Linked DNA regions of Homo sapiens: region 2 is linked to region 1. A link is an interaction called in ENCODE POLR2A ChIA-PET data of the cell type or tissue named here. Cell type or tissue: B cell. All regions are shown on one strand. Each heading gives the region's core, and the rest is flanking DNA. Links, peaks and the distances in the headings are about the cores only.

What was found. Peaks named below come from ENCODE experiments on the same cell type or tissue, not always from the same donor. Only the 100,000 strongest peaks of a DNase experiment are listed, where the experiment ranks them.
Region 2: POLR2A ChIA-PET joins it to region 1 with 5 read pairs; 2 of 35 experiments call an interaction of 5 or more read pairs at or near these places.

What each region holds. Positions count from the first base shown.
Region 1 is chr6:148,586,163-148,592,478 of GRCh38, reverse strand. No RefSeq gene overlaps it. Among named protein-coding and RNA genes, the nearest start is that of UST, 160 kb to the left of the region's middle. In B cell, for the core only: no CTCF peak of the experiment used is centred there; no DNase peak of the experiment used is centred there.
Region 2 is chr6:149,445,416-149,451,731 of GRCh38, reverse strand. ZC3H12D (zinc finger CCCH-type containing 12D) reads left to right here. Exons shown (of 6, transcript NM_207360.3): 6 at 253-4,937. The coding sequence ends at 1,049. Among named protein-coding and RNA genes, the nearest start is that of ZC3H12D, 36 kb to the left of the region's middle. RefSeq lists enhancers at 1-13, 14-565. In B cell, for the core only: no CTCF peak of the experiment used is centred there; no DNase peak of the experiment used is centred there; H3K27ac peaks cover 421 bases.

The DNA of each region.
Region 1 (6,316 bases), core at 948-5,947:
AGAGAGAATGCTGATATATTTTCCTCTTCTTAAAAGAGCACCAGGCCAGGCGTGGTGGCTCACGCCTGTAATCCCAGCACTTTGGGAGGCCAATGCGGGAGGATCAAGAGGTCAGGAGATGGAGACCATCCTGGCTAACATGGTGAAACCCTGTCTCTACAAAAAATATAAAAAATTAGCCGGGTGTGGTGGCACGTGCCTGTAGTCCCAGCTACTCGGGAGTCTGAGGCAGGAGAATCACTTGAGCCTGGGAGGCAGAGGTTGCAGTGAGCTGAGATCGCACCATTGCACTCCAGCCTGGGCAACAGAGCGAGACTCCATCTCAAAAAAAAAATTTAAAAAAAGGTACCAGACCTATCAGATTAGGGACCCATATGTGTGACCTCAGTTAATTTTATTACCTTCTCATAGTTGCTATCTCCAAGTATTGTCACATTGAGGATTAAGATTTCAACATAAGAATTTTGAGGATACACAAATATTCAGTCCTTAACAGCCATAAAGGCTAATATAATACTGACACTTATAGAGCTTTCACTATTTAATATATCCTTATGTAGTGCTTACTCTAAGCAGAGCCCTATTCTAAGTGTGAAAATATTGACTCATTTAGTACTTCCAATAGCCCCAGGAGGTAGTTGCTATCAATATTTTCAGATAAGGAAAAGACTGAGGCACAGAAAAAATGATTAATTTGTTCCCTAGTGGTGAGCAGTGATGTAAACCTGTCAAATACTTCACACACACACACACACAAAAAGTTTAATCATCCCTCAGCCTCCCTGGGGGATTGGTTCCACAACTCTGCAGATACCAAAATCCCTGGATGCTCAAGTCCCTGATACAAAATGGCATAGTATTTGCATATAACCTGTGCACATCCTTCTGTATACTTTAAATCATCTCTAGATTACTTATAATACTTAACACAGGCCAGGTGCAATGGCTCACACCTGTAATCCTAACACATTGGGAGGCTGAGGTGGGAAGATGGCCTGAGCCCCAGAGTTTGAGATGGCAGTAAGCTATGATTGTGCTACTGCACTCCAGCCTGGGCAACATAGTGAGACCCCAACTCTAAAAAAAATTTAAATACCTAATATAATGTAAATGTTGTGTAAATAGTTGTTACTGTATATTGTTTCCTATTTGTATTATTTTTTGTTGTTATATTGTTATTTTTGTTGTTGTTGTTTCAAATATTTTCAAGTCAGCATTGGTTGGATCCAAGGATGTGGAGCCCACAGATTTGGAGGGCTGACTATAACTGAGGGATCAGGCTCCTTTCCCACCCATGGCTCCACCTTCTTCAATGGATGCTTCCCATGTCACCATGGAAGGGAAAATAACGTGAGAGGTTCTATGCGTCAGCTCTGGCTTCCTCTCACATTCCATTGGCTAGAACTCAGTCATGTGACCACACCTACCCGTGAGAGAGGCTGGGAAATGCAATCCAGTTGTGCGTCCATGACAAAAAGGAAAACGTTAGGTGAAAAACTCGCAATATCTTCTACTATAAAGACACAATAAGTAATATAAAATATTCTCAATTTATTTGGAGAAAATAACCCAATTTCTGTATTTGATTTTTTTAAGTTGCATATCCAGGAGGGCTAAATGGCAATAGATAATTTTTTTTTTTAAGCAAATGACATTTTCAGAATAGAGTAGCCACATGTCCCAAGACAGAATCCACATCATTTACTGCCTGTGCCAGTGCCATGGCTAGGCAATCTGTGAAAGTCTCCCCTTTGTTTTTCTTCTTTTTCCTGTGTGCACCCCTATTCTTTCCCTCTGAACCTTATTTCCTCCTCCCCACCAGTTTCATTTTCACTTTTGTGTGGTTCCATTCTCACCTGTTTTGGGCATGAATGGACAGGGGCACCACAGACATCACCAGCCCCCCTCACTTTGGTGGCCCTTGAGCTGAAGGAGGAAAAAAAGCTGTTTAGTGGAGCTGAGAGGGGGCTGGGCACAGATAGTGCCTGGTTTGTCCCAGCCCCGACACTTTCCAGCTCTAGTTGACCCAGGACAACTTTGCTGCTCATTTTTCCCACTGGTTAAGGTCCAGGTGTATACAGGAATACGTTGGAGATATTGTGGGTCCTGTTCAAACCACTGCAATAAAGTGAATGTCACAAAAATGCACGTCACAAAAATTTTTTTGTTTTCCCAGTATATCTAAAAGTTATGTTTACACTATACCACAGTTTATTGTGTGCAAAATCATTATGTCTAAGAAAACAATTCACATACCTTAATTTAAAAATGCTTGATTGCTAAAAAATGCTAACAATCATCTGAGCCTTTGACACATTGTAAGCTTTGCCAGTGGAGGGTCTTGCCACAGTGTTGATGGTGGTAATTGTTGCTGAAGTTTGGGTGGCTGTGAGGCAATTTCTTAAAGTAAGACAACAATGGAAATTGAGGCATCGATGGACTCTCTCTTCCTTTTATGAAAGATTTCTTTGTAACGTGAGATGCCATTTGATAGCGTTTTACCAATAGTAGAATTTCTTCCAAAATTGGAGTAAATCCTCTCAAGCCCTGCCACTTCTTCATAAACTAAGTTGACATAGTATTCTAAATCCTTCATTGTCATTTCAACAATGTTCACAGCATCTTCACCAGAAGTAGATTCCATCTCAAGAAACAACTTTCTTTGCTCCCCATAAGAGGCAATTCCTTATTCATTCAAGTTTGATCATGAGATTGCAGCAATTCAGTCCCATCTTCAGGTTCCACTTCTGATTCTAGTTCTCTTGCTGTTTCTACCATATCTGCAGTGACTTCCTCCACTGAAGTCTTGAGACCCTCAAAGGTACCTATGAGGGTTGGAATCAACTTCTTTCAAACTCCTGCTAATGTCAGTATTTTGACTTCTCATAAACCACGAATGTTCTTAATTGCACCTAGAATGAGAAATACTTTCTATGAGGTTCAATTTGCTTTGCCCAAATCCATCACAGAAATTACTATTTATGGCAGCTGTAAGCCTTATAAAATGTGTTTCTTAAATGATAAGAGTTGAAAGTCGAAATTACTCCTTGATCCATGGGCTGAAGAATGAATGTTGTATTCACAGGCATGAAAACAACATTTATTTCCTTGCACATCTCTATCAGAACTGTTGTGTGACTAGCTGCATTGTCAATGAGTGGTAATATTTTGAAAGACATCTGTTTTTCTGAGTAGTAGGTCTTAACAGTGGGCTTAAAATATTCAGTAAATCATGCTATAAACAGATATGCTGTCATCCAGATCCTGTTGTTTCTTTATATAGCACAGGTGGAGTAGATTTAGCATAATTCTTAAGGGCCCTAGGATTTTCAGAATGCTCAATGAACATTGGTTTCAACTTCAAGTCACCAGCTGCATTAGACCCTAACGAGAGTCAGCCTGTCCTTCAGTGCTTTGAAGCCAGGCATTCGCTTCTCCTCCTATGAAACTCCTGGATGCCATCTTCTTCCAACAGAAGGCTGTTTAATCTACATAGAAAATCTGTGGTTTAGCCGGGCACGGTGGCTCACGCCTGTAATCCCAGCACTTTGGGAGGCCGAGGCAGGAGGATCACGAGGTCAGGAGATCAAGACCATCCTGGCTAACATGGTGAAACCCCTTCTCTACTAAAAATACAAAAAATTAGCTGTGCGTGGTGGCGGGTGCTTGTAGTCCCAGCTACTCAGGAGGCTGAGGCAGGAGAACGGCGTGAACCCGGGAGGTGGAGCTCGCAGTGAGCCGAGATCGCGCCACTGCACTCCAGCCTGTGAGACAGCGAGACTCCATCTCAAAAAAAAAAAAAAGAAAATCTGTGGTTTAGTGTAACCACTTTCATCAATGATCTTAGCTGTCTCTCCTGGATAACTTGATAACTTGCTGCAGCTTCTACATCAGCATTTACTGCTTTACTTTCCACTTTTATGTAATGGAAATGGCATCTTTCCTTAAACCTCATGAACCAATCTCTGCTAGCTTCAAACTTTTCTTCTTCAGCTTTATTACCTCTCTCAGCCTTCATAGAATTGAAGAGTTAGGGCCCTGTTCTGGATTAGGCTTTGGCTTAAGAAAATCTTGGGGCTTGTTTGATCTTCTATCCAAACCACACAAACTCTCCATGTCAGCAATAAGACTGCTTTACTTTCTTAACATTTGTGTGTTCACTGGAGTTGCACTTATAATTTCCTTCAGGAACTTTTCCTTTGCATTCACAACTTGGCTAACTGATGCAAAAAGCCTAGCTTTCAGCCTATCTCAGATTTTGACATGCCTTCCTCACTAAGCTTAATCATTCCTAGCTTTTGATTTAAGGGTGAGACTTGTAACTCTTTCTTTCACTTGAACACGTTAAAGACATTGTAGGGTTCTGAATTGGCCTAATTTCAATATTATTGTATCAGGGAATAGGGAAACCCAGCAAAAGAGATATAAGGGGGAACAGCAGATTGGTGGAGCAGTCGGAACACATACAACAGTTATTGAAGTTTGCCCTCTTATCTGAGCATGGTTGGTGGTACCTCAAAACAATTGCAATTGAAACATCAAAGATCACTGACCACAGATTATCATAATAGCTATAAAAATAGTTCAAAAGTTTGAAATATGGAAGAATTCAGTGGTCTACAGTCAGAGCTCTGATCTCACCCTGGGACAGGGCCTCCTGTGGGGAGGGACAGCCACCATCTTTGTGGTTCAGTCAACTCAGTGGTTCCAGCCTGCCAGCTTTGGAAAGTCCAAATGGTCCAGATAAGAAAAGTCTCCCAGTGCAGCACAGCCACTTTGCCAGATTGTGGCCAGACTGCTTCTTTAGGCAGGACCCAGATCCATTCCTCCTCACTGGGCAGGACCTCGCAGCCAGAGCTTCAGCCACTCCAACCAGTTTTCCATAAACAGAGCTCTAATTTCCCCCTGGAACAAAGTGCCCAGGGGGTGGAGCAGGCCACCACCTTGGCTGTTTGGACTTCTCACTCAGCCCAGCCTGTGGGTCCTGGAGACCCCATACCAATCGGGGCTGAAGGGATCCCCAACACAGCACACCTGCTCTACCAAAAAGCAGCTGGATTGCTTACTTAAGTGAATCCCTGATCCCATTCCTACTGACTTGGTAAGACCTCCCAATACGAGTCTCCAGCCACCTCTTACAGGCACACTTGGGCTGGCGAAAGGTCAGTATCCCCCTGGGATGGAGCTTCCAGAGGAAAGGGCAGACTGCCATCTTTGCTGTTTCACAGGTTTCACTGGTGATACCTCCAGGTAGAGGAAAAACCGAGGCAACTAGGGTATTAAATAGATCCCCAATAAACTGCAGCAGCCCTATGAAAGAGCAACCTGACAGTTAAAAGAAAAACAAACAAACAGAAAACAACGACAACAACATCAACAAAAAAGACCCCACAGAAACCCCATTCAAAGGTCAGCAACCTCAAAGATCAAAGGTAGATAAGCCCACAAAGATAAGAAAGAATCAACACCAAAATGCTGAAAACTCAAAAAGCCAGAGAGCCCTTTCTCCTCCAAATGACCACAACACTTCTCCAGCAAGGGCTCAGAACTGGGCTGAGGCTGAAATGGCTGAAATGACAGAAGTAGACTTCAGAATATGGATAATAATGAACTTCACTGAGCTAAAGGAGCATGTTGTAACCTAATGCAAAGAAGCTAAGAATCGTGATAAAACAATACAGGACTGGTAGCCAAAATAACCAGTTTAGAGAGGAACATAACTGACCTGATGGAACTGAAAAACACAACACGAGAACTTCACAGTGCAATCACAGGTATCAATGGCAGAATAGGCCAAGCAGAAGAAAGAATCTCAGAGCTTGAAGACTACCTTTCTGAAATAAGACAGGCACACAAGAATAGAGAAAAAAGAATAAAAAGGAACAAACAATACCTCTGAGAAATATGAGATTATGTAAAAAGACCAAACCTATGACTGATTGGGGTACCAGAAAGAGACAAGGAGAATGGAACCAAGTTGGGAAACATACTTCAGGATAGTATCCAGGAGAACATCCCCAACCTAGCAAGACAGGAAAACATTCATATTCAGAAAATGCAAAGAATCCCAGTAAGATGCTCCATGAGAAGATCTACCCCAAGACACATAATCACCAGTTTCTTCAAGGTCGAAATGAAAGGAAAAATGTTAAGAACAGCCAGAGAGAAAGGCCAGGTCACCTACAAAGGGAAGCCCATCAGACTAACAGTGGACCTCTCAGCAGAAACCCTACAAGCCAGAAAAGACTGGGGGCCAATATTCAACATTTTTAAGGAAAATAATATCCAACCCAGAATTTCATCTCCAGCCAAATTA
Region 2 (6,316 bases), core at 742-5,741, 860 kb before region 1:
GAGTGTGCTCAGCGCCCCCTCACCCAGGCCGCCCGCGCCTCCCGGGCACTTCTCCCCACCTCGGCCCCGCGCCCAGATCTTGAGGCGTTTCCAGGGCGCTGAGTCTGAGGAGTCCGCGGCGGCCTGGGGGCCTGCTTGGAGGAATCTCCACGGAGAGGCCGCGGGCCGGCACTCCCCGGATGCACCAGGAACCACCGCCCCTCCGCGCCCCCGGGCCTCACGTCGCGCCCTCTCTGCCCCCGCCCCTTTCAGGCAAGAAATGCACCTATGGCATCAAGTGCAAGTTCTACCACCCGGAGAGGCCGCACCACGCGCAACTGGCGGTGGCCGACGAGCTCCGCGCCAAGACAGGGGCCCGGCCTGGCGCGGGCGCCGAGGAGCAGCGGCCACCGAGAGCCCCGGGCGGCTCCGCAGGAGCCCGGGCGGCCCCCCGGGAACCATTTGCGCACAGCCTCCCGCCGGCGCGGGGGTCCCCGGACCTGGCCGCCCTGCGAGGGAGCTTCTCTCGGCTGGCCTTCAGCGACGACCTGGGGCCCCTGGGGCCGCCTCTCCCGGTCCCCGCCTGCAGCCTCACGCCCCGACTGGGCGGGCCCGACTGGGTGTCCGCGGGCGGCCGGGTGCCAGGCCCGCTCAGCCTCCCTAGCCCGGAGAGCCAGTTCTCCCCGGGCGACCTCCCGCCTCCGCCCGGCCTGCAGCTCCAGCCGCGGGGCGAACACCGCCCTAGGGACCTGCACGGCGACTTGCTTTCCCCGCGCAGGCCACCCGACGACCCGTGGGCCCGTCCACCCCGCTCCGACCGCTTCCCTGGGCGCTCCGTCTGGGCGGAGCCGGCCTGGGGCGACGGCGCCACTGGGGGACTTTCAGTGTACGCGACCGAGGACGACGAGGGGGACGCGCGCGCCCGGGCTCGCATCGCGCTCTACAGCGTCTTCCCGCGTGACCAGGTGGACCGCGTGATGGCCGCGTTCCCGGAGCTCTCAGACCTCGCCAGGCTCATCCTCCTGGTACAGAGATGCCAGAGCGCGGGGGCGCCCCTGGGCAAGCCCTAAGGGACCAACACGCACTTGCAGGGAATGGCCCAGCCTCGCCTTGCGTCTTGGACGGGTGGACCTGTGGTTGCCAGCCTGGACCTGAGTGGGCCCATCATGGTGCCCCCTTTTCTTTAAAGATGGTCAGGGAAGCCTGCTTCCTCCTCCTGAGCGGGGTTGTGGGGGCCTGGTGGCACTTGGTGATCCTCACTGAGGCCGGGGCCTGCTGCGGGGAGGTCCACCCACTTCCGTGGAGGGAATGATTTTCCATGTGCACGGAGACTGCGGGTCCAAGCTGCAGTAGAACCCACAAGTGGGTCACAAAATCAATTTAGTGGGTCACCACCACAAACACAGTGGACTGGGACAGGGCAAAGCGCACCCTGTGCCATCAGGCTGAGTCTGAACTCTTGTTACCTATCCTGTGTCCCCACCCCCTTGGCAGCCATGTAACTAACCTCAATGTGGGTCGTAGTCAGAAGTTTAAAAAAGACTATGAATGCTCTTGAATTTCATTGCTTCAGGTAATGTTTGAAATATGTAGTCAGGTGGCCAGGGGAGGTTTGCTATCTGGAAGTTTTCATGTTAGCTATTGCTAACCCCACCCGCAAGGGCAGCCCAGCCTCCAGGTGTGGGCTCTCCTGTGCTCTGAATTGTGTGGCTGTCCTATGCTGGGGACAAGTGGTAGGAGCGCTTTGTCCCAGGGCCACCTTCTGGGGCCTTCACACACATACCCCCACCACACAAACACACACACACACACACACACACACACACAGTCTATCATACATGTACATACTCACACACACCACACAGACACATACTGTTTGGCTAAGGGTTAAGTATCTCCAATATTTTATTAGCCATCCATCATGGCAGTTTCCAGAATAGGCTTTCTACTGTACCAGCTGAGCTGCCTTCTTTTACTTCTTCTTCTTCTTCTTTTTTTAAACAGACAGAGTCTCGGCCCGGCATGGTGGCTCATGCCTGTAATCCCAGCACTTTGGAAGGCTGAGGCAGGCAGATCACTTGAGGTCAGGAGTTCGAGACCAGCCTGGCCAACATGGTGAAACCCTGTCTCTACTAAAAATACAAAAATTTAGCCAGGCATGGTGGCATACACCTGTAGTCCCAGCTACTCAGGAGGCTGAGGCAGGAGAATCACTTGAACCTGGGAGGCGGAGGTTGCAGTGAGTTGAGATCATGCCACTGCACTCCAGCCTGGGCAGCAGAGCGAGACTCCGTCTTAAAAAAAAAAAAAAGACAGAGTCTCACTCTGTCACTCTGTCTGGAGTATAGTAGTGTGATCATAGCTCACTGCAGCCTCAAACTCCTGGATTCAAGTGATCCCCCTGCCTCAGCCTCCTGAGTAACTGGGACTGTAAACATGACAGCCGCACTTCACAGTTACACTGGGGCTGGATGAGTCAGGACTTTTGCTCTCAAATCTACAGGTGGGTTAGGAGAAAACTGACATGAGCTCAGTCAGAGTTTATTGCCACCTTCCTGGTGCCGTTTCTTCTAGCCAGCTACTGCTCTGGGTTTGAGGAGAAAGGGCCTACTCATTTGCAATGGCTAAGAAGTGAGATGGTGCTGCCAGAGTGCCGACCCCCGAATCCTCAGGGGCCCTGGCCTCTCCTGGCAGCATCCACCCATTCTGGTTACCATGCCAGCCCTCCAGACTATGGCTCATTTGTTCACTAGAGGGCTTGGTAGCTTGGCAGTTTGGGGAAAGCGGGAGGCACTTCCCAGGGGAAGACCAGAGAAGACCAGCCCCCAGCCCCACAAACTTCCTGCAGCCTGCTGGTGCAGAGGGAACTCTTGCCAGTTTACTACCAGATTTCATGAGATGTTGGCAGGCCTGGGGGGCACCTCAGGGAGAGTGCGTTCCCAGCCCTTTCATTCATGGTAAATGACACCCCTGGGGCATACAGTGATGTTAGGTTTTTCTCTGAAACTTCTTTGATCTTTTAAAACCAGATTCTTAGCATGGATTGAGCCAGATCTGTTCCTTACCCCCTTTTTCCAAAGAGGACGGTGCACCCACAATTTTACCATAACATATTGGGATCTCAGGCCTGAAGATGACCCATTCTTTGTAAATAAGTTGGATTTTCCTCATAATATGTGTGGGTTTTTTTGGTGGGGGAGGAGGGGGCAGGGTTCCGCTCTGTCATCTGTCACCCAGGCTGGAGTGCAGTAGTGCAATCAGGGCTCACTGCAGCTTTGACTTCCCAGGCTCAAGCAATCCTTGTGCCTCAGCCTCCTGAGTAGCTGGGACTACAGTTGTGCCACCACGTCCAGCTAATTTTTTCTATTTTTTGTAAAGACCCAAAGCGTTGGGATTACAGGCATGAGCCACCTCAACGGGCCTTTATTTTTTTTATTTTAATTTTTATTATTATTATTTTTGAAACGGAGTCTCGCTCTGTCACCCAGGCTGGAGTGCAGTGGCGCAATCTTGGCTCACTACATGCTCCACTGCCTCCCAGGTTCATGCCATTCTCCTGCCTCAGCCTCCCAAGTAGCTGGGACTACAGGCGCCCGCCACCACATCTGGCTAACTTTTTGTATTTTTAGTAGAGATGGGGTTTCACCGTGTTAGCCAGGATGGTCTCGATCTCCTGACCTTGTGATCCCCGCCTCAGCCTCCCAAAGTGCTGGGATTATAGGCGTGAGCCACCGCGCCTGGCCCCGGGCCTTTATTTTTATTTTTAACCTTTTGACAAGACACGCTTTCTATTAGAGCTGCTTTTTGTCTCCCTGGTTCGATTTCCTGATGTAGAATCATTGTGTTGCTGATTTTTCAGTTGAAAATGTTTAAACTGCTTCCTTTGAGAACAAGTTTGAGTTTTAGTAAGCTGTAAAGCTGTTTTATTTGATTCACTGTGAATAAGACAAGTACAAAAAAAAAAGTGAAAACACAGCACATTTCAAGTGTAATCCCCTTTGGAATTTTTCCAAAGTCTTAGTATATGTCTTTGTGACAGAAAAACATAGATGGGACAGGTAAATGAAATGTTCCTAGTTGCATAGCTGTTAACCATGCTTCAAAAATAAATCATTTTTTACCACACCTGGATTCTTTATTGTCAAATTGTCTATTAGTTTCTCCTACTGGCTTTCCCCTAGATTGGTCTGTTCTGTTAAAAATTGTGGGTTTAGACTGGGCACGATGGCTCATGTCTGTAATCCCAGCACTTTGGTGGGCTTCATGAGTTCAGGAGTTCGAGACCAGCCTGGTCAACCTGGTGAGACCCTGTCTCTACTAAAAATACAAAAATTAGCTGGGTCCGTGGTGGGGCACACCTGTAATCCCAGTTGCTCGGGAGGCTGAGGCAGGAGAATCACCTTGAACCCAGGAGGCAGAGGTTGTAGTGAGCTGAGACTGTGCCACTGCGCTCTGCACTCCAGCCTGAGCGACAGAGTGAGACTCTGTCTCAAAAAACAAAAAAAAGTAGGCGTGAAGAAGACTGAGGTTGTGGCCAGTCTCAGCAGCCGCAGTTCTGTGTTGTTCCACCTGGGGGGATGTGAGGGGCTCAAATCCACCTTTTCCAGGAGAAGCAGTGAGGCCATGGCAAGGACCTCCCTTTGCTGGATGTGCAGCAGGCAGTTCCCAAGGACACAGGCTGCTTGCCCATTTCCTAGACTTCTAAAATCCTCATTATAGAACTATGAAGCCATCTCATAGAAGCTGCTCTTCTTGTTCAAACATGCAGCAGAGCTCTCCTCGACTGATCAAACCAGAGGCTGTTGCCATCTTGGGTTTGCCCTGAGGCAGCCTTCCCAGAGGCCTCTGGAAGGGGGTTTGGGGTAGAACTGTAGAATGTCAGGGGTTGAGGAGTAGAAGCAAGACAAGCCACTCTAATTGGCATTCTTCCAAATAAAATGGATCCAGCTTTGGTTTGACATTGAGCTCAGCTGAGGAGCCATGCCCCAGCTGCGGCTGGCATGGACACAGCTCAGATGAGGCCACAGAGGCTGTGGGCTTCCGGGGAAAAAGTCCATCTATGGGGTGGGGTGGGGAGAATACCGTAGAAGTCAGGGATGGGGGGAGGGAGGCATTAAGGTAAAGAAGATACAAGCTAGGAGTGATCGGGAGTGGGGTTCTGGGAACTGGAGCAATTCCTTGGAATCACAGATCCCACCAGGAGGGATTGCACAGAGCCGGGACCAGCGGCATAATCTGTGGGACTCTATGCAAAATCAAACTGCAAGGTTCCCTGTTCAAAATGTGTAACAATTTCAAGATGTCGGCAGAGCATGAAACCAAACATGGGTTCCTTCGAAGCGTAGGGCCCTGTGCGATGGCACAGGTCACATGCCCAGGAATCTAGCCCCCCATGGAGTTACCCAAAACACAAGCAAGAGAACATTCTCAGTGCCGAGAGTATGTTCAGAACAAAACATTGACTGAAAGAAGTCAGAGGCCAAGATGCATGTGCTTCATAGCTAGAAAAGGCCATGGCGTCGGAGCAGGTGCTGGTCCCCCAGCCTCTACCTGAGGGTTTGCTTGCTGCAGCCACCTGAGGACTAAGTGGGGCTCCCTTGGCTTTCCCTGGAAGGGGCTAAAGGGGAGAAGTCAAGGGGCTTGGGCAAATCACACTCTGGATTGTCCACTTCCAAATGAGTGAGAGATGTCAGTCTGGGTAGCTCTAGAATTATACGTGTTTGTATTAGCCAAAGTTCTTGGCTACAAGTATGATTCACAAAACCAAATGGCAGGAGGCCGGGGGTAGAAGGCAGCTGCTGAGTTGACCGGAATTAGGGCCTCAAAACCGTGTCAGGACTCTCGTCTGTTTCCTTCTGCACCTGTTTCCTTCTGTTTATTCTCTCCTTCCAAGGTTTTTCCTGCACAATGAGAGCCATTCTCGTGGCCGGCTTAAGCACGCATCTTTCCAACTAAAGGACTCAAGGAGACAGCCTCAGAAAGATCCTGGGGAAGGATTCTGATTGGCCTGGCTTGGGTCACGTGCACATCCCTGGACCAATCACTGTGGGATAAGGAAGTACTACAGTTGGTCCAGCCTGGATCTCAGGCCCACCTCTGGCTTGTCACCTCATAGCTGAACCCACATGGTTGGTGGTGGCTGGGGAGAGGGAGATGAGCAGTGCCCTCAAAGAAGGGGGGACACTGTTTAAGCAGACAACACACATGCCCACAGCAATGTGCAAACCTGGGCACTGCACCAAGGCTCGGGATGGCCCTGCCCTCCTCCGCCCTCTACCCTGGTCCTATTTGAGAAAGCGGCAGCTGTGTTAGGAAAACGCTTGTGTCTGCCCATCCA